6 separate regions of the Homo sapiens genome follow, and all the other regions are linked to region 3. A link is a loop called in an ENCODE intact Hi-C map of the cell type or tissue named here. Cell type or tissue: PC-9. All regions are shown on one strand. Region 1 has its middle 82 kb from the start of PREP. Region 2 has its middle 100 kb from the start of LINC02836. Region 3 overlaps ATG5 (autophagy related 5). Region 4 has its middle 160 kb from the start of LINC02836. Region 5 overlaps ATG5 (autophagy related 5). Region 6 overlaps PRDM1 (PR/SET domain 1).

What was found. A loop is a pair of places that touch in the nucleus more often than their neighbours do. Peaks named below come from ENCODE experiments on the same cell type or tissue, not always from the same donor. Only the 100,000 strongest peaks of a DNase experiment are listed, where the experiment ranks them.
Region 1: a loop joins it to region 3, with 12 times the contacts of the local background. A loop is called at or near these places in 71 of 110 quality-filtered maps.
Region 2: it touches region 3 in a loop (12-fold over the local background); 55 of 110 quality-filtered maps call a loop at or near these places.
Region 4: it touches region 3 in a loop (3-fold over the local background); 9 of 110 quality-filtered maps call a loop at or near these places.
Region 5: a loop joins it to region 3, with 2.4 times the contacts of the local background. A loop is called at or near these places in 7 of 110 quality-filtered maps.
Region 6: a loop joins it to region 3, with 15 times the contacts of the local background. A loop is called at or near these places in 36 of 110 quality-filtered maps.

What each region holds. Positions count from the first base shown.
Region 1 is chr6:105,482,494-105,487,493 of GRCh38, reverse strand. No RefSeq gene overlaps it. Among named protein-coding and RNA genes, the nearest start is that of PREP, 82 kb to the right of the region's middle. In PC-9, CTCF peaks have their summits at 2,415 and 2,617; a DNase peak (open chromatin) is centred at 2,623.
Region 2 is chr6:105,730,785-105,735,784 of GRCh38, reverse strand. No RefSeq gene overlaps it. Among named protein-coding and RNA genes, the nearest start is that of LINC02836, 100 kb to the right of the region's middle. In PC-9, CTCF peaks have their summits at 1,844 and 2,044 (motif pointing left); no DNase peak of the experiment used is centred here.
Region 3 is chr6:106,221,607-106,226,606 of GRCh38, reverse strand. All of the region lies in intron 6 of ATG5 (autophagy related 5), which reads left to right. Among named protein-coding and RNA genes, the nearest start is that of ATG5, 100 kb to the left of the region's middle. In PC-9, CTCF peaks have their summits at 2,888 and 3,087 (motif pointing right); a DNase peak (open chromatin) is centred at 3,106; H3K27ac peaks cover 611 bases.
Region 4 is chr6:105,793,619-105,798,618 of GRCh38, reverse strand. No RefSeq gene overlaps it. Among named protein-coding and RNA genes, the nearest start is that of LINC02836, 160 kb to the right of the region's middle. In PC-9, no CTCF peak of the experiment used is centred here; DNase peaks (open chromatin) are centred at 308, 2,348, 3,578 and 4,128; H3K27ac peaks cover 5,000 bases.
Region 5 is chr6:106,299,092-106,304,091 of GRCh38, reverse strand. All of the region lies in intron 3 of ATG5 (autophagy related 5), which reads left to right. Among named protein-coding and RNA genes, the nearest start is that of ATG5, 24 kb to the left of the region's middle. In PC-9, CTCF peaks have their summits at 2,750 and 2,951 (motif pointing right); no DNase peak of the experiment used is centred here; H3K27ac peaks cover 574 bases.
Region 6 is chr6:106,088,321-106,093,320 of GRCh38, reverse strand. It overlaps PRDM1 (PR/SET domain 1), which reads right to left. Exons shown (of 7, transcript NM_001198.4): 2 at 4,872-5,000. Among named protein-coding and RNA genes, the nearest start is that of PRDM1, 4.5 kb to the right of the region's middle. In PC-9, no CTCF peak of the experiment used is centred here; no DNase peak of the experiment used is centred here; H3K4me3 peaks cover 89 bases.

The DNA of each region.
Region 1 (5,000 bases), 740 kb after region 3:
TTTCTTTTGATTTATCACTCTTGTCCAGCCTACCAACCCTCTTTCCCGCTCATGCCCACTGTTAAATTAAGTGTAGCCTAAAGCCACCTCCTTACATATTTTAAATTCAGCCCAAAGCTTTCTCTATATAGTGAACTATAACCTAAGTGGATGTGTAAACAGACCGTAACCTACTCTAGTGACAATCACCAAGTTTCAGCCAATCAAGGGTGGCCAACTATTCAAACCATGTTCAAATAAGGCTCACTCCAAGCTGTAACCAATAAGGCTGTTTCTGTTCCTCACTTCTGTTTTCTGCACATCACTTTCTTTTTCCTGTTCATAAATCTTCTTCCACCACATGGTTGCACTGGAGTCTCTGAGCCTCTTCTGATTTGGGAGGCTGCCCGATTCACATACCGCTCTTTGCTCAATTAAACTCTGTTAAATTTAATTTGTCCAAGTTTTATCTTTTAACATCACAAACCTACCCCAGGTCTCTCCTTTGAAAAATTATTATTTTGAATGTAGAGTTGGTCTGGGCGTGTAGCAACAAGAATGTGTCTGTGCATTACAGAGATACAGGGAGCAAATTTAAAGGGCTTCCTCAAGCTCTGATATCAATAGAGGCTCAGGTAAGAGACAAGTTTCCCTTGGAGGGAGGAGATGGGGTGCTGGGAAGGACTGAGGTCCAGGATATACCTCCCCTTCAAGGGGCCTGGGCCTAGGCCCTCACTGCCTATGTTTGCATGGAAACCTCCAGAGCGGAGCAGGGTCGGGGCTTCAATCCTCAAGACAAAAACTTTCTCAGCTGACTTTTAGAACAGAGGGCAAAGATATACAGATAAAATATATCCCTCTGTATCAATGCAAAGCATTATCTCTGTCCCAGAAGAGTATTTGCGGTAAAAAGAAACACTGAAATCAGAATAGAAATAGTCATAGCAGGAGTCAGGTGCGGTGGCTCATGCCTGTAGTCCCAGCACTTTGGGAGGTTGAGACAAGAGGATCACTTGAGGCCAGGAGTTCAAGACCAGCCTGGGCAGCACAGCATGACCCTGTCCCTACAAAACAATTAAATATTTGTTTAAATAAAAATTTTAAAAAATATTAACAGAAGGACGGAACTTGACTCGTGCAGGTATACAACTAAGGGTTTGGCTACACATGCACAGGCCTGCTGTCAATGTGTTATTAACATTTAGAGCTGAAATAATACAACTTAGAATCATCTTAATGAAAATACCAGAGCCAACCTCTGCAGCTGCTTATAACATAGTCACCTTGCCTCAGGACCAATTTCTCCCCTGAACTCTTATTAATCTTCAACATTCAAGATAGAAGATTTAATGTTCTCTCTGGATTGTTCAGAGATTTATGACACCTATAGAAATGTTCATAAAATTTGAGGCTATGCAAGCCTTTTGGCATCTGTCTCATTGTTATCGGAACCATAAAAGTCATCACCATCTTGTCCACAGCCAGTCTTTTCTTCCTAGATAATCCGGGGAAAAATAAAGTTGCCTCTGAGTCTCTGAGTATCTGCTTGAAGCAGGCTCTGTTGTCAGGTGTGTGTGTGTATGTGTGTGTGTGTGTGTTGAAGGAATAGTGGTGTCATATCAGGGAAGGGAGAGAGAGAATAGCAGATCAACCTGTATGTGTTTGAGGACTTAAAGGGGAATTTTGAGAAATTGTTTCTAGAGCAACTCATTTTATCTGTCAAAAGGATGCTGCAGTATGTACGTCGCTCACTTCAGCCTGGTTCTCTGGCCCAGCCTACCCAGGAGTGGTAGTCTCCGGAGTGTACACAGAGAAGGGAAGCAGGTGCTTCAACTCCCCCAGCATCTGGTTTAGATGACCACAATGCTGAGAACACCTGCAGCCTGCATTTCAGCCAAGTCTGGCCTCCCATTGTATTCGATTGGACTTTCTGCCTTGAGCAAGAAAAAGGAATTGTTTATCAGATTTGCCAAAGGATCTCCGGGGAGGTGGAGAAAGACAGGATAAACAAACCTACAACAAGCAAGGGTAAGCAAAGCACTGGGAGACTTGGATTATTTGTGACTGTCCGAGGTAATCTTTCAACCTGACACAAAGTAAGTAAAAGCTGAGAGAGAGAAGCAAATGTTAGCATGGACCAAGTCAGTTTCCCAGCGGTTCATGAGGGAACCGATATTAGATCATCTTGTCCAAACTCTGGTCCTAGGCTGACACAGAAATCAAATTCTCAAGACTGGAAAGACTTTCAATCAAACAACAAGGGTTTAAAAGATGACTGTCCTAGAAAAATCTTACAAAGAAGATGGTCTTACCACTTGCGTAGCAAATGTTCCATTGCGCACTTTATAATTTCATATTTTGTAATAACTACGCAATGGGTAAGCTGGTTACCTGCAAATCATATCAAAAGCGATAATCTTGGTTTTACTTCTCTAACCAATGTAAGCAAAGCAAGCACGTCTGATATAGCGATATAATACAACTTCATGGTTGGTATATAGGAACAAAAATTAAATTAACGCGCTTATTTCCAGGGCCTCAGAAAATAGTTTAGCGGTATCATATATTGTGTTTTCTTAGTAAATAATTCTGCAGGAACCCCTTCTTTTTCTTTCCTTTGTATAGAGCCCCAACTAGTGGAATATTGGAAAACTGCACTTAAAGAGAAAACATTTAAATAGGAGATGACCACAGGTCTCTCTTCCTCAGGTTAAGAGCCAGTAAGATCGTACAGACACTGCTCATTTTGGGGTGTGGAGATATGGACAAGGCGCTGAATTAAAAGGGGAGGGGTGTGTGAAACTGGCTTATACTTAGCTCCTCACAGGCATAAAGGGCAAACTCGTACTGATGAAAACAAGTGCAATCTCTGGCATTTGAAATGAGTCAATGGGCTATATCTATCACTAGTTTGAGAAAGGAAAATATTTATTGAGTTCAGAACTTATCTTCTTGAAGATATCTTTTCCAAAGAAAGAGGAAGATATCCTGTGACACAAGATTGTATATGTTGGAGGAAAGAGACCTGGTTTCACAAATTAGATGAGAAGGCAGTTGGCAACATTGTCCCACTGGTGCAGAACAGAACAGAACAGGTAACACTGTGCCTGTGCTGGGGTCGGTGAGAAGGAAGGGAGAAAGCAGGTGGAGGCAGCAAAGTGAAGGGAAGGACTCCCACACAAACAACTAAGAGTCAAATATAGACACCTGGAGAAGTGATTTATGACACAGATTTTCCTGAAGGAATGAAATCTTAGGGGTTCTCGGGCTTTTAACTTTGTTCCTTTCTTTGTTTGTTACCTCTCCATTTCAAGGAATCTCATGCTTGTAGATTTTTTTAGGAGTCTTGGCTCCCTTGCCAAAAAGCACCAATAAAATGCAGGCAGCCTGGAAAGGTTATAAAAATGCAAGATGAATTCATCAATCAGACAAGGTCTTGTCTGTACGTGCAACAGGGGGTTCACAGACAGGCTTCAGGGACTTGGTGGAGCTCCCTAACAAGATGTGTAACTTCTGTGTGTGTGCATTCTTCTGGATTTTATAGCTTTTATCAGATTCTCAAAGGGGCCTGTAACCCAAAAGAAGAATAAGGAATATAACTGTATAGAAATCTGCACACAGACCAAAAAAAAAGCAAAACTCACACTCACATTTTAATGGATGCCCCTCAGAATGATCCCAGACTCCATGAAATTCTGCTCTTAGAGAAGCCAAACAGAGATATCAGATTATTTCAGTACATCATGAGTCAGACTGTAGCCTTCTCTTTTATCATGCAATGACTCTTTGAACAGAGAGCTGCAAGACGTTTTTTGTTGCATTTTGCACTGCTGTGATGGCATAGGGCACCCTTCTCAAACCTCAACGTGCTGTCCTTGAGCAGGTTCCAAGCTGATTAACCTCCATTAACCAGCTTTCTTCACCGTGCATTAAACAAACAAGATGAATTACGCTCAAAGATCCAAAAGCAGCAGCAATCATTTTTGTTAGTTTTTCTTAATAGATTAAGCAGTGGAAAATAGAAAAAAAAAATGCTGAACTTTGGGACTTGAAGACTTACTCAGCACATTTGGTTGTTATCAAAATTAAATCATGAAAGCAGAGTTTTTTATACCACTTCATGTTTGTGGTGGTTATTAAATAAACTCTCCAGTTTTTCATTTCTTTTGAAAGGGGATTTGTTTAAATACTACTTATTTGAAGATTATTAAGTCTCCAGAGTTCAGGGATAACCAGGGCGATAATGCCATGGTGATGCTATCTAACTTCTTTTATGGCATCAGCTTTCCCATAGATTTTATTCAACAAATGACTTGGTTGTGAAGAAAAGCTGTTTATTAATCTGTCTGTCTTAGCCTTCACCTCCCAACCAGACAGTTAATCGTCCAAGGGGAGTTTGAGGGATAACTAGAGAACACACATCATCTATAAGTAATCCCCTCGTCAGATGGCATGTGGTCCAATGTCACTATGATTTTCCTTCTGAGCTGTTAACTCCCATTCTTCCTGCCTCAGAGAGGCATAAATGTGTTTTTAAAATTCATGAAAAACAAGATGTGTAGCTAATCTAAGAAATAATGTAAAACTTGCCTGCATTGGAGGAGGGGAGTGGGGGGGGGGGCCTTCTGTTGCTTTTGAGACTATAAGGAATTTATGTGATTGGTCGATGTCTTTGTGTCCTTATTGGAATGATTAGACAGGTCTTCAGGAAAACAGTTTTCAAAAACTGAGGTTTGGCATTTTTTGGTTTTTTAATTTGACTCCCTACCCAAGACCATTTTTAAAAAGTATTTCAAATATAACCACAAACTGTTCAACCAACTGAAAATGAAAGTAGGCCACTTAGAGGTTTTTGTCTAAACTAAAGCAAAATGTCTTGAGCTAATAATTTTAACCATTGGGAGTTTGCTGGTCATAAAAGCAGTTACTTTGGAATTAAGAAATAATAATTTTAAGTATTACATCAGAATTTGTAATTTTTCTTTTACGGGATATACAGATTATAGTTGGTTTTGGGTCTT
Region 2 (5,000 bases), 490 kb after region 3:
GTTATCACCTATGATTCTCAGCTTTGGGACCTCAGCTGAAAGGAAGGTAACAGGAGAGGTCTCATTTAGCATCCAGTTATACTACTGTGTCTGATTTTCCAGATGGGAAGCCAGTACCCTGCTTTGAGGATTGTTTGGGGCAGAGTAGCCTGGGTCATCAGCAAGATGAGAATTGTCTTCAGCGGTATTGAGTTAAAACTACCAATTCAGGACAGCTTGCTAACCCAGGTGACCATGTTTCTTCTCCATGCCCCTTCTCATTCCAAACTTTGCATTTTAAAAATTATTCGCTGGATTTTTTTCATGCTTATATGGTTTGTATCAAAAAGTTAATGGCAAAATCTGAGACTGAACCCAATGGGCAAAAGATCTTTAAAATTTACTAGTCATTCAAGAACTAATGTGACATCTGAAAGCAAACACACACACACACACACACACACACACACACACACACACACCGAAAAACAAAATCCAGGAAGGCTAGGCTTTTATAAAGGATAGAATAACAACTAGTCCATGTGTATGTGCCTCAGTTTCCTAAAGTAGAATGAGTGGATTAGGCCACCAAATTTCCTTTCAGTCCTAACGCTGCATGGCTCTCCATAAGCCAAAAGAAAGGCTAAACCTTAGTTAACTCTAAGGAAGCATTGTTCTCTTCCCTCAAGAGCTCAGATAAGCTAAAAATAAAACAATACCCAAATGACTTGAAAACTTACATTCATTCAAAAACCTGCACGTGGATGTTTATAGCAGCTTATTTATAATTGTCAAAACTTGAAAGCAATCAAGATGTCCCTCAGTAGGTGAATGGATAAACAAACTGTTTTATACCTAAGAAATGAAACATTATTCAACACTAAAAAGAAATGAGCTATCACGCCATGAAAAGACACGGAGGAAACAAATGCCTATTAATAAGTAAAAGCCAATCTGAAAAGGCTATGTACTGTATGATTTCAACTATATGACATTTTGGAAAAAGCAAAACTATGGAGACAGTGAAAAGATCAGTGATTGCCAGCAGTTACTGCAGAGGGAGGGGTCAATGGGGGGAATATAGAGGATTTTTAGGGCATGTATGGTACTGCAAAGGTGGATACACATTTGTCAAAACCCTTAGTTTCACCAAGAGTGAACCCGAATGTAAATGATGAACTTTGGGTGACACTGATGTGTCAATACAGGTTCATTAATAGTAACAAATATACCACTGCTGCAGGATGTCAGTAGTCGGGGAGGTTATGGGGGAAGGGGGCAGGGACAGAGGTATATGGAAACTCAGCGCATTCCACTCAATGTTGCTGTGAACCTAAAACTTCTCTAAAAGATAAAATGTATTGACTAAAAAATACTAAAATAATAGTTAAACCCACATTAGGCCAGGTTTCTTGAGAAATTACATAATAGGTCAAATACTTTGTTGTAGCCCCTGTTTAAGTCAAGGCACTTCTTGTATCACAAAAGGCAACATGGCCTGGCCATCTTTTGCCAAATATTTTCAGGAAAGAAGTCAAGGAAGCACCCAAACTGGCAGGTTAGAGATGAAGCATGAGCTGAAATCCAGAGATCTTATAGCAAGAAGTAGCAATCACCCTGTTCCATTTTCTGAGAAGTACAGTTTGAACTTTGAAAATGGCTGTCTCCAGAGTGGCAATTAGTTGAATGTTGGTCCTTGGCTCATAATGCTTATGATGAAAAAAATGATTGAATAGATAATAAATTTCTAAGGTATTTACTTTGCTTCCAGAATCATGTTGAAGCATCCCATTTTCTGTTAGCCATATCCACCCTTTAATTAGATGAATTCTCTTGGTGTGTGATTCAACGGACCTGGTAACTTGGAGTTTTAGTCTCTGTCGCATTTCTGCTGAATATTCCTAATGCACATTAAATTGAAGACAAATGATTTTTACACCTCCATTTTTATTCATTTAAATGAGAATTGTGAACATGAAGAACAGTGTTTTAAGAATAATTAATTCGAGTAATCAATATTCCAAGTGTTAAGTATATAGCCTCATGATGCCCTCTAGTGGTTAACCCACAAGAAAAGTGCCTCTGAAGTTCCACAGAAAACAGAAATTTTCCCTTTCTAGAGGTAAGTCTACCCATTCAAGTATGCTGTTATCTTTTATTTCTCTAACGAAAGCAATGGGGTTTTATGTTCAGTTGATGTTGCATTATTTTCTTAGTACTGCAAAGATAAAGACACATCAAGTTAGTAACAGTAATTGTGTCAAAAGCATTATAACCATTAAGTAAGGGCAATGGGTAGATATGGCCCCACTACAATTGGATTTATTGCCTCAGAGTACAGGAATACATCCCTTGGGGATAATGAGAAAATTCTCCTGGGATTGATTAATCTGTTATTGTTAATCCTTTTCCACCATTGAAATGGCTGTCTTGGAAGTGAGCTGTGATTCTTAGGCAGGTAGCGGCACTATTCAAGAAAGAAAAGAATAACTACTAGGCCCAACTAAAAATAAAACAAAAAAATGGACCTACTACTTGATACATGACTTATAAGAATTGTTTTCTGCATTCTTGAATTCTCAACAATAGCCGTTAAAGTGACGTCTATCTATCTGTCTTCACATATAAAAGATGTTTTATAAGATTTTGAATAAATGTTCAATAAAATTAGTGAAGGTCTTAAATTTGGGTTTTCTTCTAATTATCAGTTTCAAGAAATAAAAGATTTAAAAATGCTCATAAATTGTTGATTTGTACATTTTCCTTCATTCTATGGAAACCAATCTCATTTGAATACATTTAAAGATATCTCTTTAACGATTTCTTCTGGATAGCAAGTTGCAAGCTTCACACTCATATTCTTTACTGATAAATCTGTGTTTTTCTCCAAAGTATAAAGTTGCATGACAATAAATCCCTTCAAAAGAAAACATGCTTCGTAGCAGAGCTGTTTATATGACCTGACAGACACTGGTCTATGATAACAGTGCTTTTTGGAAAGTAGTTGAAGCATTTTCTCGATAATAAACTCAACAAATATTTTTATTAGTCTCCTTCCACGCGCCTGCTAGTCTGTATAATAAAGTTAACTAATTGTAGGCAGTTGGCATTGGGGAGAAAGACTGAAAAAGTGATTGCAACATAGAATTTAACAGACATTATGTCCTGCCATTAAGTAGTAACAATTTTTCAACTTTCTTTTTCTTTTTCCCCAACAAATATTCTAACCATCCCCACAAGGAAATTATAATTATTATAATAATAAATCTCCAAACAATTCACCAAGACAAGAATGCACATACCAAAAAGGATCTGGAGCTGGAATTAGAAAGAAACAAAATGGGGAGAGCTGTCTGAAGGTGAAACCTTCCTTTCCCATCAACTGTGTTTGTTTCCCTAATGTATAATTTATTCCTGTTGTTAGTTTTCTTCTCTCCCCAGGTCCTTGAGATTGTGAACATTGTTTCCAGGACTATATTTGTTTCCATAAAATTACCCTCTCATGAAATGATTTGTCAGATTCACAGGTTTGTTATACTTGAATTTTACCTGATGCTGTAAAGCCTGTTCTTTTTTCCCTTTCATCCCTGCTAATTCTAAAGCGAATGTATTCCATGATCTTTAACTCATTTTCTGAAGGCAATCTGAATCCACCCAACCCTCTGAGCATTGAATCTAGGAGTAAATGAGTCTCACATATACTAAATTCGAGTGATGTTAGGTTCACAGGATTCTCAGAGAAGCCTAGTTATCTTCAAGTGAGCCTAGGGACCAGGTCATTCTGAGCCTACTAAAGAGGACACGTGCTTCATTAGGTTAGGCCTGGTTCTGACCCTTACCTTCCCAGTGTCCTCGAATTGACCAGGAGCCAAGCTGGAGCTCCTGGAATCCTTCAACAGAGGAATGAATTAATCTGGCATCCAAACTGGAAATGGAAAATTTCTTCAAATTTTGTAACCATGGCCCCAGGGGGTGGGAGGGAGACTGCTGGGTGGAGTAGTGGGAGGCATTGTTTTCTTCTTTCTGAAAAGAGAATTTAAAATATATGCATAATATTTTGAGTTGTCTTTTCCAAATGAAAAAAATATTTTAAGGAAAATACACCCACATTGTAGTATAATTTGATCTGCCCCAAAGTGGGGCACACTGGGGACACTAATTGTGAAAATACAACTTATACACAGAAAGCAACTTTCTAATTATATTGACTTTTAAATGTCTGCAGTTTTAGTTACAAGAGAGTTACAGTAAATCACATTTTAAGGTATTTAAAGTGACTATAGGTTTTGCTTGTTAAGGACAGCCAACTGAAGATCAGAGGCAAGCATCAATATTAAAGTAAATAATGAAGCAATCATCTGACCTTAATATCCCCTATCGTGTCAAACTGATACTTATTTTCAGAAAAAGCTTTGCAAAACAGACGGTAGTGGGGAGAAAACAGTCTGCACGTATTTATCGAGGATCTGTTTTTCTGTGCGGAGGTTTTTTGAACATATGCCATTAACATTTCCTTATTTATTGTTCGCTCTTTTGAACATGTCATTGTACTTTTACTTGCCTTACTTTTTAAATAATCAAGTTGGATTTTTTTTCTGTATTTATGAAGCATTTATATTACTTTCTTGTCAAAATCTGGAATATACTCTTTTTTAAAAAGTTGATATAATAGTCATTTTCTTACTGATTTATAAAATGTATATAAATTAATATAATTAACCTCTATATTTTCCCCTAGTTTATTGTTTTCAAATTTTGTGTATGGTGTTTCTTTTAAGTACAGTGAAAAATGATTTTATAATATTTATCAGCCTTTTTATTTATATTTTTGTCTGGTGTTACACACTGAAAAGCTTTTCTCTCCTTAGACTATGTAGTCCCTTATTTTTTATTCTTGTAAAATTATGGGATTTAAACAATTTATATTTTAGAGACAGGGTCTCATTCTGTCACCCAGGCTGATGTACAGTGGTATGATCATAGCTCCCTGCAGCCTCAAACTCCTGGGCTGAAGCAGTTCC
Region 3 (5,000 bases):
GTGGTTCTTCTGAAGGATCAGAAATATTGTTCTGATACTTTCCTGTAGTTCTTTAGATAAACTTTTTTTTAGTTCTTTGCGCATATTTAAAATAACTCTCTTAAAGTCTTTGTCCAGTAAGTCCAGCATCTGGTCTTTTTCAGGGCCAGTTTCTGCTGCTTTTTCCCCCCAGTTTGTGGCTTATACTTGTTTCTTTGCATGTCTTTGTAATTTTGTTGTTGTTGAGACCTGAATATTTTATATAGTATAACAGAATAACTCTGGAAACCAGATGCTTCCCCCCTTTCCCAAGGTCTGTTTTTGTTGTTGCTGTTGCTTGTTTAGTTTCTTTCCTGAACTAATTCTTTCAGGTTTTTATTTTTTATCACACAGGCCCCTAAAGTTACTGCTTGGTGAGTTTAGTGATCATCTGATGATTAGAAGAGATTTTCTTGAATGCCTAGAACTAGAGTATCTTCCAATCTTTGCCAGGGGCCTATGTGTGAATGTTGGGGCATTGCCTTCAATGATACGGCAAGCAATTTATAACTGGATTTTACTTTCTTCTTGTACAGAGCCTCAGGGTTTCCCATAGGTGAGAGTTTAGGGCCTTCGTAGATGTTTTTTGAGCGTGTACACAGCTCTATACATGTGTATGGCTTTCTGGATTATCAGAAATATGTTAGAACTTTTCAGACCCCCTTTGGATTTCTTATTTCCCAGGTTTTTCTTTTAATTTTTTGGTTAGCTTGTTTGTCCCATCTGTTATTGCTATCTCATGGCAGATGTGATGTTTAACAATTGCCACTGATTTTCCACAAACTCTCCTGGTGATAAAATTGTTTGCACTGAGTGAGCTCTGAGTCAAGTCAAATAATGTCCTATGAGGGAGGTTTTTCTAGGGAACTGGCAGATCAAATAATGACAGTTTTCTGAGAGTGGGGCTTTTGAAAGATTTCAGAAAAAGTTCATTTTGAGAATTTTTGTGTTCTTGTTGCTTTTATGGAGGAGAGTATATTCAGGGTCCTCACTCTGCTATTACTGATGATATCACCACTTTAATGATTCAACCTCAAGTTTGGATAAATGGATTTTGTTGAAATTTGGGGAAGAGAATAAAAACTGAGGTGTTTTTTAAAGTTTTAAAAAATGTATTCTTTCTAATTATTTATAAAATATAAAAATTTCAACTCAGTATATTGCTTAAGAACATGAGTATTGCAATAGATGATCAGTGATTGCTTTCTGTAAAAGTTACATATCCTTGATTATTTTGGAAATTTTTATCTACATAGGTTTTCCGATAACCTTGAAAAATCTGAATGAATTGAATCTTTGACATGCATCAGTATAGCATGTGGTTAAGATTGAGAGCTTTTGATTTAGGCAGTTCTGAGTTTATATTCCAGGTAACTAGGTGATTTGGCTCGTTCACCTTACATCTCTGGGCCTCCATTTTATAATCTGTAAAATAGGGTTATTGTGAAAATTAGAGGTAATACCTTTAATAAACTATTGTGCCTGGCACATAATAAATTAAATTGCACACTATAGCTGGAATTATTAGATGTTATTGACTTAAATCATTATAATTTTGCTGTGAGTTATTTTAACAGCAATGATGATGGCTTGTCATGCCTCCTGTATTCTTTTGTTTTATGACCAGTGGAACATATCTGGTGAATAGCTCACTTTTTTAATTGATGTATTTCTGTGTTTTGTTTTGTTTTGTTTGTTTGTTTTTTGAGACAAGAGTTTCGCTCTTTTTGCCCAGCCTGGAGTGCAATGGTGCGATCTCAGCTCACTGCAACCTCCGCCTCCCGGGTTCAAGCGATTCTCCTACCTCAGCCTCCTGAGTAGCTGGGATTACAGGCATGCACCACCACACCTGGCTAATTTTGTATTAGTACAGACAGGGGAGACAGGGTTTCTCCATCTTTGTCAGGCTGGTCTTGAACTCCTGACCTCAGGTGATCCGCCCACCCAGGCCTCCCAAAGTGCTGGGATTACAGGCATGAGCCACCGCACCTGGCCGTATTTCTGGTCTTAACATAGTTCTTCTCTGTGAGGTTCTAACTGGTCCCACCAATCTACTTCCATTCACTACCAAATACATAATCTACTTCTTCTGTTTCAGTGTCCAGTTTCCTCTTTCTTTACTTTTCTTCAAGTTACCAGGTCAATACTTTGGAATAACTCTTTTGATCACTTTTGTTGAGTTGCAGTTCTAATGGACCAGAACTGTCTTCATTTATTCCCTTCTTGCCATTTGCACTGATTTAGCTCATGGGTCCTTTATCTTCTAGATGAACTATTTTAGTGGTTCTTAGATTTTTCTACCTGCTTTTTCTCCCTCCATTCTGTTGAGTTTTATACTGATATTAATTTGATGTTTCCTAAAATATAGCTAGACTGCAACCAAATAACACTGCATGCTATTCCCCTAAACATCTTTGATCTTTTATTATCTGACTCTGTTAACTCCTGGGAATAGCCTTGGCTCCCAGAGTGCTTCTAAAGTTACTTCAGATGTCACCTTCCTCAAGAAGTCTTCCTTGATTTCTTCACATATGCCCCAGCCCTTCATATCATATAGATGTTCTTTCTGCGAAGTCTGTTTTTGAAACATTTCCTTCTACCTTTTGTTTTGACAAATGTAACTGTGGAATATTAGAGCCATAGAGGCTGGAAGAATTAACTAATTTAACCTCCTCATTTTGGGAATAAGACAGCTTCCCCAAAACTGACTTGTACATTGTTTAGCTTATTGTTTGATGGCAGAGCCAACAGTAGAACTTGGATCTTAGATCTTCAGCCTTGTTCTTTTTCTATAGCAAACATAATATCATAGAGGATATCATGAGCTATTTTTAAATATTTCACCATGTATGTAGTTTCTCTGTAAGCAGTAAACTATTAATTCCTCAAGGACAAGGATTGTTTCATTTCTCTCTGTATCTCTATAGATGGTTCTCAGAGACTGTTTCCTCCTATAGTGAATGCGTGAATGATAATCATCTGCTTTAGCATTAATATTGTTAATGTAAAACTTGAATCATATTTCCTACTTACACACCTTTTAAAAGAAATAGGTAAATTGAGTCCTGTAGGGGGCAGCCCAACACAGCAAGTTTTGATTGCCCTAAGCTATCTACTACGCTGAGATTGAGACTTAGGCAATTTAGGCTTAAATTGCTTCCTATGTGGATTTTTGAAAACTGAAAACAACTATTAATTATAAGCTTATTTGGCAGATATGTTTTTCCCCTTCCTCCTCCAGCTTTATTGGAATAGTTTAAAATTACATTTCTATTTTCTAGGACTTCAGTTGCTTTTTCCAGCAGATATATTTTAAAACAATTGTCATGTTATAAGAGTAGGAACTATTTGATGCAGATGATTTGCCATTTTGTTTTTAAAACATAAGATGAGAGCAAAAGTTATGTATTAGAACTTTTTTAGGAAATGCTTTATTTGTTAACTTCAAAATAACAGATCATCTGATGGCAAATTATTTGAGTTATTTATAGCTGGGGAAATTAAAATATGCAAAGTGTTATCCCAAACTACTAAAGTTATTATTAAATGAAATCAACATTTTCTCATTATGAATTTATTTACTAAGCTAGGTCATTGTTTTATTCAATATTTTTAAGATTAAAAAATATTGCTGGTAATGAAAGTAAAGTTTAGATGAATAATAATAGCAGCTAACATTTATTGCGCTTTATTGAATACCAGGTACTGTTTTAAATTATTTTACATGTATTTATTTAATCCTTATTGTCCTCTGGGTTAAATGCTGTTACTGTCCCCTTTATATACCTGAGGTAATTGAGAAAAAGATTGGTCATTGAAACTTGCTCAGGGTTACCTACCTAGTAATTAGAAGAGCCAGGATTTGAATCCAGGGAGTCCAGTCTGGCTTTATAGCCTATGCTCTTAATCATTATTACCTTTCATATATTAAGTTCATTACTTTTATTTTTTATGCCTCTTCTGTCATAACTTTTTATGATTTGAGACTGTTCTCCAGTTTTCACACACATCAGGCTTCTTATTACTCTTCCTTTTCGGTTGCTTACTGCCCTCAGTCCATTTTCTTCTAATAAAGAAAGTGCATGCACAGAAAGTAAAAACATAATGTTCTCCCCTTAATATGAAGAGATTGAAACAGCTAAAATTCTGGAATTTTACAGAAAGTTATTTTCCTAATCATCAATTAGGAAATTTTTAGTGATCACATTAAAACATGAAGTCTCAAACTTAGGAATAAAATAACTTCAATTCCCATGCTCATGCATGTAGTATATGGGGTAATTTTAGAAGCCAAAATAGTTAATACCTCATTTTGAAAGATAGATTGTGAATGATGCAGTTTTAATTATTTCACTAAAAATGAGTTTTCTTTACCTCTCTCCACAAATAAATTCTTGGTTATAATAAGACACTTTAGGCCAGACGCAGTGGCTCACGCATGTAATCCTAGCACTTTGGGAGTTTGAGACCATCCTGGCCAAACTCATGGTTTAACGTGGTGAAACCCTGTCTCTACTGAAAATACAAAAATTAGCTGGGCAGGGTGACGCACACCTGTAATCCCAGCTACTCAGGAGGCTGAGGCACAAGGATTGCTTGAACCTGGAAGGCAGACATTGCAGTAAGCCATGATTGCACCACTGCACTCCAGCCTGGGCAACAGAGCAAGACTCTGTCTCAAAAAAAAATAATAATAAGACACTCATATTTTTATTATGCTAGCCTAATATATGTAAAAATTGACCTTACTGACTTACTATTTTCTTTCTCATCCTCACCTTTTTATGATTTCATCTCTCCTTAAGATGTCTTTGGGAATATAAGTAGATATAGTAAACATAAGTTGGACCTCAAGTGATCAGTTTTGATTTTTTTTTCTTTCTTTCTTTTTTTTTTTTTTTTTGAGACAGGGTCTCACTCTGTCACCCAGGGTGGAGTGCAGTGGCACGATCTCAGCTCACTGCAGCTTTGATCTCCCAGGC
Region 4 (5,000 bases), 430 kb after region 3:
GCAAATACATAAGCATCATATATAACATGCAAGTTTTCATTCTGTAATGAGAACAAGTATCAAAGGAGCCCAATTCTTTCAAATATAAGGGGTTTAAATCAGAACACTTAAAACGTTTGATATTACATTCAGATTTTACATCAGTCGTGAAGAATCTGCTTTTCTCTCAAATTGTAATGACTGACTAGCATAACCCCTACCCTATGATCTTTCCTTGGGGCTTAACAATTAAGTGAGTAATGATCTTGGAAGGTTAAGCAGATAATATGATTGTGAAAACCTATTAAATCCAATTATTTTTTTTTCCGTGACCATGAAACACAATCTCTAAAAGCTGAGGTTGTGCAACTCCCTGGAAGGCTCAAGGCTCAGCTCAGTGTTGCATCTAATGAAAACAAAACCAAAAATAAAACACAAGTGATCCATGAGGCTGGCTCTTTGAGCCTCATTGCCTGTAATTGTAAACATCTGAACATCGGGATTTTCAGGAAAAGTTCTGCCCTGCAAGACATGCAGAAAGTCAAGAGAAACCCAGCCCAACCCTTGTTTTTAACCGATGACTCTTCTGGCTACTTGTCATGAGTATTCCAATTCAGATGAGAGAGGTATTCGTTTCTGTGTGGAAAAGCTGTCTGGCCTGGGATAGCAGATAGCTGTTGAATTCAGCTCTTCTGTAGATCTCCTTGGGCGACTAAGACCCCTCAGGTAGAGATTTCACCCTGGCATTCCAGGTCTCTGTCCTGGGCTCACTCTTGATGAGGAGGTGAGATGCTGACCCATATTGGCGCAGTTGTCACCTGGGCATGGGTGTTGTTCTTGGTGCCAGTTGCACCCGATACTAAGGAAAGGGTGAGTTATGCCATCATCACCAGTGTTGCTTCAAAGTAGGAGGTGCTCTAGTTGTCTGGTTACCTGTGTTGTCACAAGTTTAATAATCCTTTCAGGGTGGAGCTCCCACTGGTGAGTTTCCTTCAGATTAACACTGAATTCTCTTTGTCCTCTCCATAATGGTAATAATAAAAATAATGTTTCCTTTGCTAAAGGCATTAACTTTCAGGCTTAAGTTTATAACACATGTTTAAGCGATTACTGTGCTTATATATCCAGCTTCCTCCAGTCACAAGAACAATGGTTTGCAATAAAAAATATGATCCCTTTCATTTGTAGAACACATTAAGTTTTATGAAGCACTTTTACACCAACTATCTCCTGTGTCCCTCAGGCAAACCTGTGAGCTAGACATGGAAGGCATTCTTCTTGCCTCCTTCCCCCTTTTAAGAGAGGAAGGCTTTTGAGGTCCTGAAGATTGAGAATCAAAGGTCATCTGAGTAATAAGTGGACTTAAAATCTGTCTTCCAGTTTAAGGACTGGGTCTCTCTCTCTGTCTCTCTCTATCTCTTTCTTTGCCAATACTTTGAATGTTTGGTTGCAGAATTATTTGGCGATTTTTTTTTTAGGGCAAAAATGACTTGATAATACTTCAAGAAAACAAACACTACTAAAATAACCCTCCCGTAGTATTGCCAGATCTCCAGGTCTTTTGATTGATCTCAGTTATAAGGAAAGAGATTATGGTCTACCATTTGAGAGTTCTGAGAAGCAGGCTGATGTTGCTTTACTGGTCATTCCAAATATTCAGGGACCTGAATGCTCTTTATGAGTAGATTACAGGCCTTTTAGTGTTGTTTTCTACTTCAGGGATATACAGAGATTAGATTCACTGAATCTCAAAGCTGTAAGGGAAGTGTAGAGATTATTCCTACCCCCCGCTTAAGCATTACACTCATGAGAAAATTGAGGCCAAAAATACTAAGTCATTTACTCAAGGTCACAAGTTTGTCCAACAGGAGGTAAACATTATCTGTTAAAACTGTTTCTGTCTAAATCATGAAAGCTACCTTTCCTCCAATGCAGAATGTCATTTTTAATTTCAAGTTATGTCTGTCATATTCTGCCTAATGGGAATTACGCAGTGTGTCGTGGATGGAGCTTTTTGTATATTTTACCTGGAAGTGACAAATCCACTCCGCAAGTTACTATTATTATTTGAACATATCTTAGTGTGTGCATTGTGCTTTGGATCAGTGTCAGTCAATTCCCCTTGAGTGAAATGCTGGGCAAAGAGCAGAGTCGTAGGTCCAGGAGTCTCAGGCTTCACTGCACTGGTGAGAGGCTGGGTGTGGCCAAGGGCATTTACAGTAAGTGGGGCATGGCCTGGTCCGAGGGGCCGGGGTTCTGTGCTGGCCTGTTTGCTCTTTAGACTTCTGTTTGTCTAAGTTGTTGATCAACACCAAGGCAGAGACTGTTTCCTGACTAAGAAATCCCTTTGACATTCTGGCAATGACTCACGGAGTCACTTCATGCCTACAGAGTAGCCAGTGTCACCTTCTGGGGTTCTCAGCCTTTCTCACGTAGAGCACGTAAAACACAAGGAATCAAGTTGATCCTGTGTCAGCCTGCACTCCTGCGCTTTCTTCGGTGCCCTAGGCAGGACCTCAGGCAGCCTCATGCTGCCCCAGAGCCCCTCCCCTGCAGAGCCTTCCCCTGGCTCCCTGCTCTCCTCTCTCCAGCTCTCATCTCCCCATTGAATGGTCTGTCTCACATTGTTTTCTTCTCTACTTGATCCATTTTTTGTTATCTTTTTGCTGTATTATAATTTTCCTTAGGGTGGGATCCCTGACTGACACCTCTCTTATATCCTAGCGGAATACAGAGCACCTATTAAGTGCTTCAAAACACTTAGGGTTGGTTAGTTGCTGGGGTAATGAGAAAAGATGAATTTTCTGAGTCTTCCCTTCCTGCCTGACCCTCTTTTTGCTTTCCTCTCTCCTATCCTTCCTTTCACAAATGTCCATTGCAATAGGAGACAGGCACTGTACTTGGTTGGGGAGAGAGTAGTGAAGGAAGAAGATGTATCATTATGGAATTATTATTTCACCAAAAATTCAGAGCAGGGGAAGATCTTGTTTGGGAAAGGGGGATGAAGGCATTTTGTCTCATAATTAGAGATGAGTACTAGTTGGAAAAAGCCTGACTCCCTCTTTAATTGGGGAAGTGGAGGTGAGGAGGAAGGAGCACTGGAGTTGAGGACTGTTCAGGCTCTGACATGAGCATGTGAGAAGCTATGGGCAAGTTACTTTACACCCCAGAGCCTAGGGTGCTTCATCTATAAAACAAGGATGGTTGTGAGGATTACATTAGCTATATATAAAAATGCTTTTTTAGATTAAGCAAATATTTTACTTTAGTTGATGTTAAGTAAATGCTTTTTTTAAAAAAATTATGCTTGGTATTATGTTTGTGCTATGTGAAAATGCTTTTTAAATGTCTATTATACAAATGTGAATAGTTTTATTCTACAGGGCAAGTCACATTTTATTTTTCCTCACTGCAAAACTTGACTTGAATAGTTGCTACCTTCCTTTTAAGCATGTGATAATAGGTAATAGGCCGGTTCCTTGTGGGCAGAATTAAGAACTCCTCTGCGTGTCAGACGCAGTGCACCCCTGAAAGTACATTTATTTCCTTCACTGAAGCAGCAGTTTGCTAAGTGACACGAGTCATGCCTGAATGAGCTAATAAAGTTTCCAGTTGAAGTCACACTTGGAAATTGTTCATAATGCAGAATATAGTCCCATGATAATTTTTAAAAATGCAAAAATATTCTGGGTTGACACAATTTAAGGTAAAAAAAAATCTACATTTCGGAAACAGTAGAGACCACCCCAGTTCCCTTCCCTTTTCCCAGCACCAAAAAAAAAAAAAAAAAAAATCCCTGAAACCAGAAGAAGAATTCCTTCCAGATCTAGAGTGTCTCCCTCACTTCTTACATTTGACCATTCGCCACAATTTAGGGGACCCTGGCTGGGCCCAGGGGGCTGGGCCGCAGCATCCCAGGCAGGATGCTTCAAAGTCACTCACCTTAGAATGCAGCTAGAACTGGCAAATGCTCACCCCAGTTTCTCCACTGATTAAATGGGAGGACTGGTGCTGACCTGATTAATAATCTTTCTTTCTGGAATAATAATGAAAGATCTCTAAAGCCCTCCTCGTGAAACGTGATGCCAACACAGCAGGACCTGACTGTGAAACCAGTTCCCATGGCAGACAGCCACTGTAGAGCACAGGTCGCTTTCACTGGGAGCCACTCCTGGTGGCCTGTGTTGTAAGCCTCCTTCCCATTACATAAGAAGAGTGGCTCCTTCCCCAGCCGCAGCAGCACTGCCAGGCAGATCTCATGAACTGGTCCCTGAACTTTAGACCTTGCTTTCTCCGTGGTCACAGACAGACTGGCTCTCTTTAGAGAAAGCCTGTTCCTGCCTCCTTCCAAACTGCTGGAGTTCCCCTTTGCCATTCACAGGCTCACTGGTTTCAAAGGTGGTTTCTTTCTTTCTTTCTTTCTTTTTTTTTTTTTTTTGAGATGGAGTTTTGCTCTTGTTGTGCAGGCTGGAGTGCAATGGTGCTATTTCAGCTCACTGGAACCTCCACCTCCTGGGTTCAAGCAATTCTCCTACCTCAGCCTCATGAGTAGCTGGGATTACAGGCATGTGCCACCACACCCAGCTAATTTTTGTAATTTTTGTATTTTCTCCATGTTGGTCAGGCTGGTCTCGAACTCCTGACCTCAGGTGATCTGCCCACCTCGGCCTCCCAAAGTGCTGGGATTACAGGTGTGAGCCACCGTGTCTGGCCCTCAAAGGTGGTTTCTGTAAGGTAATTAAATCAAATCCAACTGAGTCATTTTCTGGTTTTCAAAAGCCATGAATGGCAGAGCAAAGCTTTTCAGAGACCTCTGGAGTAACAAGGGCACATTTGTCACACCCAACCAGTTTCCTGGTTGAAATGGAGACAATTATTGGGTGTTCATATTATAGTCAGCAATAGAGTGATATATTGACCACTGATAATATCACTTGACCTTCCCATTTCTGAGAAGTGCCTGGTCTGCCGTGTATAGCAAACTGCACTTACATAGAGGAGGCTAGGTGGTAGGAAAACAT
Region 5 (5,000 bases), 77 kb before region 3:
TTTTTTGGTAGATCCTTTGGGGTTTTCTATGTAAACAGTCTTGACATCTGCAAATAGAAATTATATAATTTTTCCAATCTGTAGGCCTTTTATTTCTTTTCTTCTTTTTTTTTTTTTCCTTATTGGAGTAGCTAGAACTTCTAGTACTGTGTTGGATAAGAGTGGTGAGAGTGGACATCTTCTGGTGTTCTTAATTTTATGGGGAATGTATTAGTCTTTCACAATTGTCATGAATAGATGTTGGATTTTGTCAGATGCCTTTTCTGTGCTAATTATATGATTGTATCACTTTTCTTCCTTAGCTGGTTGCTATAATAGATGACATTTATGGATTTTTGATGTTGGACCAACCTTGTATACATTTAATAAATCTTATTTGGTCACGGAATGTAATAAGTTTTATACATTGTTGGATTCAGTTTGCCAAATAATATTTCGTTGAGGATTTTTGTGTCTTATGTTCATAAGAGGGATTGTAGTTTTCTGTTTTTTCTATTGTCTGATTTAGCATTAGGGTTATACGGGCTTTATAAACTGAGTTCGAAAGTGTTCTGTTCTGATGTATTTTCTGGAAAAGGTCGTGTAAAAATGCTGTCAATTCTTTAAGTGTTTGATAGATATCTTTAGTGAAACCACTTGGGTCTGGAGATTTCTTTTTGGGGAGCATGTTAATTACCAATTCAATTTCTTTGATATATATAGATCTACTCAGCTTGCCTATTTCCTCTTCATTGAGTGTTGGTAGTTTATGGGTTTTGGGGAGTTGGTTTGTTTTTTCTAAGTTGTTAATTTATGAACATAGAGTTGTTTATAGTATTTCCTTGTCTGTGAATGACTTTAGGATCTGTAGTGTTGTCTTCATTTTTGTCAGCTTTGTTAGAGGTTTACCAATTTTACTTATTTTTTTGAAGAGCCAGTGTTGTGGTTCATGGATTTTTCTCTCCTTTTTAAAATTTCCAATTTTGTTGGTTTCTGTTTTTTGTTTTTAATAATCTTATTCCTTCTGCTCCTTTGGTTTTATTATTTTTTTCTAGTTTCTTGAAAAGGGACTTAGGTTATTTTTTTGAGCTCTTACCTTAATTTCTTTTTTAAATTGTAGTAAAATGCATGTAACAAAATTTACCATCTTAACCATGGTAGTGTTAATTACATTCACAATGTTGTACAAGCATTTAGTGTTACAAATATCTATTTCAGCCAGGCTTTAGTATAGACCATAAATTTTGATATGTTCTGTTTTTGTTTTCATTCGGGTCTGTGTATTTTTAAAATTTTCTTTTGAGGCTTTCTTTTGGAATCTTAGTTTTTTTTAGAAATGTGTTTAATTTCCACATTTAGTGGTTTTTCTGTTATCTTTTCATTATTGATTTCTAGTTTGATTCTATTGTAGTAAAAAAAGAGCTCACTGTAATTTTGGATCTTTTAAATTTGTTGATGTTCGTCTCCACTCTTGATTCCCTCATCATCTAGCCTCTAGATTGTGATTCTGGCTTCTAAGTATGCCTTAAACTCCCTGCTTTGTTTTTCGGGATTCAGGCCCATCTGATTTCTCACATGGATTGTTTTAGTGGCCTCTTAATTTGTCTTCCTGCTTTTAATACTATTACTTTTAGTTTATCTTCCCCAGTGCCATAATTTTTCTTTCTGAAATGCAGATCTAACATTGTTATTGTCCTCAAGAACCCTATTCTGACTTACCATCATCTACAGTATAAAGCCAAACACTAAAGCATGATGTGTGTGTAAAGGTTGTCCATGATCCCACTTCTTTCCAGGTCTTTCCAGGTGTACTAAGCTACTTGTTTTAATGAATGTGGGATAATGTTTTGGGCTTCCGTTTCTTTGCTCATCTAATTTGATAAATCTTTTTTGCTCTTTCCAGCATCCTTTGTTTTGGTTGTAATTAATTATTCATTCATATATTCCCTCCTGTAGCTCATACTTCTAACATCTAGCTTAACTATGACCTTTTTTGTGGTTCTTTTTAGCCCAAAGTGATCATTTCTACGTTTGTGCCATCTCTACACTACGTGTGTACTTCCTATATTCTTGTCATGTTATAACTGTGTATTGTAACATAATGGTTATTAAGGATGCTGACTCTGGAGTCAGAAACCAGATTTCAAATCCCAGCTTCATCACTTACTAGCGGTATAACCTTGGGCAAGTTATTTGACCTTTTTGTATCTCAGTTTTCTTGTCTGTAAAACAGCAATGATAATGGTACCTTGTACTTCGTAACTTTGTTTCAAGAATTAAGTGAGTTAATATGGGTTAAGTATCCTTTATCCAAAATGGTTGGGACCAGAGTCTTTCAGATTTCAGATTTTTTCAGATTTTGGAATGTTTGTATTATATACTTACAGTATTCCAAATCTGAAAATCTGAAATGCGAAATGCTTCAATAAGCAGCAGTTCCTTTGAGCATCATGTCAGTGTTAAAAAAGGTTCAGATTTTGGATCATTTTTCTTTGTACTTAAACCAGCAGCATATAGGAGGGGATAAGTAAATGTTTGTTCAGTGAATGAATGAATGAATGAATCTAAATTTGCCCCTTGCTTTTATTTGGAAAACCGAGACTCAAATAAGTAAGGTAACTTGTTCAAATAAGTTAGGACCCAGATTTTGAGAGTATCAGTTCAGGGCTCTTTTTACCACACCTGCTAACATTTTGTTTAAAAATTTTTCTCCCATCTTATCTGTTCTCTCTAATTGCTTATATCAATTTGTCCAAATTAGAATTAAAAAAATTTAAGAACAGTGGTATACTTATAATGAATACTCAATACATTTGTTGTTGTCGATTTGTAGAGAGCTTACAAGGAGGTTATGTCTGATTAGAGCTTTATCTTTGCATCTTTAGCTTTTAAAAATTACATGGGAAATGGAAAGTGCTGGCCTAACTCAAAATAGAGTCTCTTTCTTCAGACTGAGATGTTAGTCAGCAGAGGGTGCTCTAACATTGTATTTTAAGGGGTGAAGTTTCTTATTACCACAACTGGTGTTCACATTTTATATTTGTTAGTTTTATATTAGAATTATGTTAAGAGACCAGTTCTTGGTCCTTCCGAAGAATACTTTGTAAGTAAACCCTAATTTTGGTTTAGATCTTAGACCTTCAAGCACGAAATTTAGAACAAGCTTCTCATTTTGTCAACTGTAAAATAAATAACTTTAATGGGAAATTTTTCTCTGCAAATTGACTTTCAGGACAGGTGGTAAAAGGAAGAAGTTGAAATTACTTTTTGAATTGTAAAAAAAAATACATACTCTTGGGCTACATGATTTTGGTCAATGATGGACCGCATTTAGGATGGTGGTCCCAGAAGATGATAATCTGTATTTTTATAGTATCCTTTCTGTGTTTAGATGCATACATACTTATCATTGTGTTACAGTTGTCTAGAGTATTCAGTGTAGTAACATGATGTACAGGATTATAGCCTAGGAACATTAGGCTACACCATGTAGCCTAGGTACGTAGTAGGCTATGGCATCTAGGTTTGTGTAAGTACACTGTGATGTTTGAACAGCGAATGAAATTGCTTAACAATGCATTTCTCGGAACATATCCATGTTGTTAAATGTCCCATGGCTGTATTGATGTTGATCTTAAACATAGACATGATAGAATGACTCAGAATTTAATACTCTTTGTGATTTCAAAAGTAGATTTTAGCAAAATGCTTTAGTGAAAACCTGTGTATAATTTTTTAAAAAACATTTAACATTTTAATCATAAATGCTAACAGATTCTTCTGTCTTATTTCCAGTCTTTTTAAGGTTGTGAATTTCTGGAACTTAACCCATTTATGCAGGAGATTAAAATTTTTTGTGTGTGAAAAATCAGACCTTGTCAGTGACCTTGAACAGTTTACATAACTCCCACAAGCTTAGCGTTCCAATAATGGAAAACTAGGCATAAAGGAGTTAACAATGTATTCTGTAAACTAGATTTTTGAAATGTGACTTACATAGATTTTATATATGTGGTATCCCTTCATTATTTTTGAACTTTTTCATATATAAGAATGGGCTTAGAAAGCTGTGAAACACATTGCTACTCTATAGTTGTTTGTGTTTGTCCTACATATAGAGTAAGTCAGTATTCACAGCAATCATCAAATTACTTTGGTTTGCATTTGTAGTTACATGCTTGCAGTTACAATGAAATGTAATCCCGTTTCCAGTGAATCAGAATGCAGCAACTTTCCGAATAGGAGGCATTTATTTTAGTGACATGAACTTGGGCAGTAGTTCTCCAGTATGGGGAAAATTCTTTCAGTGCTGATTTTAGAATACTTGTATTAGTTTGCTATCTGAGTACAGATATTTATACTAGAATCATGTCCCTTCTGAGAATATCCATTATTGCTACACCATGTGCCAATGTGCACACATGCACAAACATACACACACACATAAATGGAGTAATGAATAAAAAACAAAAAGCAAAGAAATATTAAAATATATTCATTTCGAGAATTGAATATGGAAGACTAGAGCAATGTAAAGAAGAAAAAGAACAAAGTGTAAAAATAGACCTAATACTGTTCTTATGCAGTCATTTTCTATAGGGCAATACACTGAGTCTTTAGCTAGTTGGGTCCTCTTATTTACACAGAAAATACAGTTCTGGATAAGAGTTGGTGTTCTGTATCCATGGGTTCTGCATCCATGGATTCAACCAACCATGGATTGAAAATATTTGGGGGAAAAAAGCAATAACTAATAATAATACAACAATAAAAATGAAATCACAAAAAGTCCAATATGGTATAACAACTATTTACGTAGCACTTACATTGTAATAGGTATTATAAGTAATCTAGCAATAATTTAAAGTATACGGGAGAATGTGTGTAGGTTATATGCAAATACTATGCCATTTAATATAAGGGTTTAAGCATCTGCGAATTTTGGTATCCAGCTAGGTCCAGGAACCAATCCCCACACGTACCAAGGGTGGACCGTATTCCAGGTTCAAATCCTTACTACT
Region 6 (5,000 bases), 130 kb after region 3:
GTGGTTCTTCTTCCAAATTGCCATTCTTTTACAGAATGGGCCTCTAGGTTTTCAGTTATCCATCTTACACACATTTTCTTGTGCCCAAAAAGAAGTCAACTAGAAAGCATAAGCTACCCAATACCTATTTGAGCACAACTATAGACTCATCACTAGTAAGCTATAAAGCAGCACCGGAAGTAGCTCTTGCCATCTCTAACCTTACAAATTCAATTCAACAGGCAAGACAGGAGAACAATTAAAAAGAGAAGGCTCTGTGGTAGAAGAGAGGTCTATGATAATCCTCAAACCCCAGACAAATTAAAGAGCTTCAATATTAGCTTATCATTAGGAAAGGGACAGAGCGCCCTAATATTTTAAATTTCAATTACATACAGTGCTATAGGGCACATATAAACTCACACCTATAGATAAAGATACAAAATCATAAAATTTCAAAACTGGAAGGCACTTACAAACCACCTATATCCATTCTAAGTCTAGCGTTCTAATATACAGTAAACATCTTCATCTCAAATGCACGTCTGAGACACAGACGCCATAAAAGCTGAAACTCTAAGACTATGGTGCTTGTCCAGGTAACTTTGGAGGGGGAACAGGAACCAGGATTGTTTTTAAAGGGAAGTGAAAAAACCAAGTACTAAGTCTCCCTCTGGTCCTAGAAAGATCCAGAATGTGCATCTTAGACTACCCATCTCCCTGACCCATAGTTTGTAACAGTTTATCTTTGAACCAAGCAAATACTAAGGAGGAACTTGGTGTGTAGCTTAAACTTCACAGTGCTAAAAAGACAAAGAATGTGTTCACCTAACTCAAGAAGGAAACTTCACTGGAACTGACCAGGGTCCTAAAGAATTACTGCTGGGGACAGGCCGCTCTGTGCCTTCTATAAACTCAACAGCAAGAGGACACCCGGCTTCAATACCTCCTTGCTTCACCTGCTCCCACAGAAGCTCTTTATGTGCGGTGCAGACCCCTCCACCACTTGAGCAGATTTGTTTCTGTCTGTGGCCTCAGTTACAGAACACACCCCGCCGTCCACAGTTTCCACAGCTTCCGGACAAAACACAGGGCTTCTTTTCAATTTTACACAATGAAGGAGATTTGACAGCTTAGGATGGGTTGAGTTGGAGCGCTTAATGGAAGGCTGATAACAAGGACAATATAGGTTTGTTTTTTTTTTTTTTTTTCAAATTCCTTCTTTAGAGAGTATGCAAACAGACACACACAGCGTGGGTTTGAAGCAGAAACTATATCCAAGTCTAAATGTCATCTGATCATCCTCTCCCCAAATTACATTAAGATCATTTAAATTACTAGCTATCTGTTTTCCCTCCCCGAATCCCACTCTATAAGAATGACTCGTTAGATTATAATTCTGTTTTGACCATATGAATATTTGTCTTGAGAGAACTAGAACTCAGTAGTGACCAAGACCTTCAGCCTGCAATCACCTCATTTTTATTTTATTTTATTTATTTAGAAACAGGGTTTTGCTCTTGTTGCCTGGGCTGGAGTGCAATGGCATTTATTTACTTATTTATTTTGAAACAGAGTTTCACTCTCGTTGCCTGGGCTGGAGTGCAATGGCACGATCTCGGCTCACTCCACCTCCCAGGTTCAAGCGATTCTCCTACCTCAGCCTCTCAGGTAGCTGGGATTACAGGCGCCCACCACCACGCCCGGCTAATTTTTGTATTTTTAGTAGAGATGGGGTTTCACCATGTTGGCTAGGCTGGTCTTGAACTCCTGACCTCAGGTGATCTGCTGTCCTCAGCCTCCCAAAGTGCTGGGATTACAGGCGTGAGCCACCGCGCCCGGCAATCACCCCATTTTTAAAAGGAGTGAAGTGAACAAAGTTGTTTGGAGAAGGTTTCCTTCTTCATTATCTTTCTATTAAAGGAGACATGGTGATGCCTTGGTACATCATTTCTCAAATAAAAGGCAACATGAAGAGAGAATTGCATGTTATGGTGAGATACTTTTTACAGATGGCTTGAGTTAATAATGGATTTCGATCAGAATGGACACCAAAGGAGTCCTCACAATCTGTCTGATGTTTATCAGCCACGATACAGGGAGGTGAGACTCACAGAGCCACAGTGCCTCTTGAGTGCAAGCAGTCTCAACCGACGGCAGAAACTCTACAGGGTAACGCTTCTAAAATATAAATGCTTGAACTGATTTTTCTGTAGTCAAGTAGTCATAAGAGATTATTTCAGGAGGACAAGGGGAAAACCCCCATAAAAGAATAACCCATCAGTTTAAAACATTTTCAAAGTTTTGAATAGTAGGTCTATATTTGATTTCAGTTCTGGAAATAGGAAGTAAGAACAGTTTTTCATTAAAGGTGCAGAATGATTCTAAACCCAATCTAAAAATGAGGGTCAAGATCAGAAATATGATTTGTATGTTTTGTTTTAACCAAAAAAAAAAAAAAGGTGCTGACACATGGTACAAATTCATAATGAAAAATGGTCTTGTAAAAAAAAAATTCCCCGGTATGTCAGCACAATAGTACATATTGTAACATCTTTTGCTATTTAAACGAAAACATTTAAAGAAGGGCAAGATTAATAAGTCAGATAAAAAGTACATGTAGAAAGACTCTTCCTATTTCAATGGCTCATGGAACTTAAAGAACTAACTGAATAAAGATAATGTAAACATTTCATCAATCCTTAATGTTGCTGTCCCGGAACTAGTTTGCAGCTATCCTACCCTTAATGGCTCAACTCCACCATCCTCTTTCACCTTCTAAAGGAAGCTGTCCTTTCCCAAAGTTCAAAAACAAAGGAGAGAAACAGAAAAACAGGTACAAATTCCAGAGTAAGCTTAAGACAGTATTACATTCAAGTTTACTCCTTGCTTGACTTTATGATTAGGGTTTAAAGACATACTATCCTCTATTCAAGCGCTTCAGTTAAATGCAAGATAGGGAAATAGGATAAGAGAACCCTCACCTCTTAGGTTAGTTTCGAAGGACCTTCTTCAGGAACACAGGCATTGTCTGTTTTTTGGTTGCTTAATATATTGAAATAGGAAGTTATACATTCAGAGGGAAAAAAACACAAAATAGCTTAAGGATTGGTCTGAAATATATTAAGATGATAACTAAAACCACAGTGACACCAAGAGGGGCCAGTGTAGCATAATCGAGAAGCACTCATTGGAGAAGTCAGAAAAGCTTTGCTTCAAGTCCCCGGTCTGGCTTTACCTATATGCCTTTGGGTAAGTGACTGTCTTTCTGAACCTTGAACTAAATGATCTAAGAGCATTACTTGACTTAGCTATGATTTTAAAGGAGAATGACGGAAATTGAAAAACTTAAGCTAAGAGCTGAACTGACGATAAGAACATTATAGAATTAAAAGGCAAAGATGACCCACAGAATGGAGATTTTTACTTCAGTCCCAAAGGACTGGACAGGGCAACACAGCACAAACGAAGCTTGGGAACAGACGAATATTTGGTCAAACTTGATATGGGGAAAAAACACACTACACTTTTTAAAGCCATAGTCAAACCTCATATACCCAAACAAATCCTACATTCATTCCAAGGGCCACATATTGAGAGACTTTCTATAAGAAGAGCATTACTTTCAGGAAGAGGTATAATTAAGGCTGACCTCTGGGGTTAAATTTTTTGGTAACATTCAACTACAACTAGAATTTAAATTTTATTTTTTATAAAATCTGCCTCCATTCACGCAGCAGTGGGGGAAAAAAGAAAGACTGAGCATCGTTGTTCTATTTAATTTTAGACAGCTGTGTCTCCCCCTCACCAAAAACACTGGACTCAGACACACAAACAGGAAAGAGACAAAGCATTTCCTAGTCTCCCGGATTCCTTCAAATACTGTTCCTTAGGGAAGGGGGAAAGTGATTTGACACGGCTGTAAGGAATAGTCCCAGTAGCAAATTCTGGATTTCTACGGCCAACCATCCCCTTTCCCTACTTTCTGAAGGAAGTAATAGAATTGACAGTGCTCTGTGCTAATGGTGGTATGGGAAGTCTGCTGAGGGGTCCTTTCATTCAACTCAACCCAGTAGTAGACTAGTAAGTGCAACTACAGTAAGCCAAATTCTGAAAACAAGAGGTGGTTCTGCAAGTTATTTCACAGCTAAACATCACGCCTAGCTATAATCTTTATATTAAAGGTAAACACAAATCAGTTGCTCATTCCAAGTTTGGGTTTTCATCCCCTTTGAAACAACAAAGAGTGTACCCACTTCAGAGGCCAGTAAGGAATTGGCCTGCCAGCCCAGCCCCAGCAAAGGAGCTGCTGCAGATAAACAGTGGTTAGCTCTGAAGTCATCCAGACAGAGGACACTTTTACATGACCCCCTTTCTCGGCTTATACCATCACTTCACTTCATAAACACGTCAAAGTTTTGAGGATAGTTTTAGAAACCCAGCTAATAAAGCTGGCTTGTTAAAAAGAGTAAAGCCAACTAATTACCAAAGACAGACAAAAGAAATATTAAAACTTTTTTTTCCAAGAAAAAGTTTTCTCCCTTAAGAGATATTGTACAACAGGGACACTAGGGCCAGTGGGCCCAGAGCTTTCTTGAAGTTCACTGACAATTTCACCCACCCTATGCTGCAAGTTGCTTTTCTAAGACATGCCAATTTGCCAAAATATTTAACTGTTTACTAATTAGTGAGGAACAGTTGAAGGCTGGAAGAAATGAGAAGGAAATGGTTTAGGGAAAGAGAAAGCAATGCAAGAATTGAATAGAGCAATCAATTATTTACTGATACTTACAGATTCTCAGAGGTTTTCAGAGATATACAAGGCCTCAAGGGCAAGTAGGGAGATTTGGCACCAGGTCCCCAATCTTCTTGTCAATAAACCAGAGGCTTACCTCTTCACTGTTGGTGGCATACTTGAAAAGCAGATTCCTTGGTAAGGATGCCTCCGCCTGAACCGAAGTACCGCCATCAGCACCAGAATCCCAGGGGTGGTCGTTCACAATGTATGTACACTTCTCTTC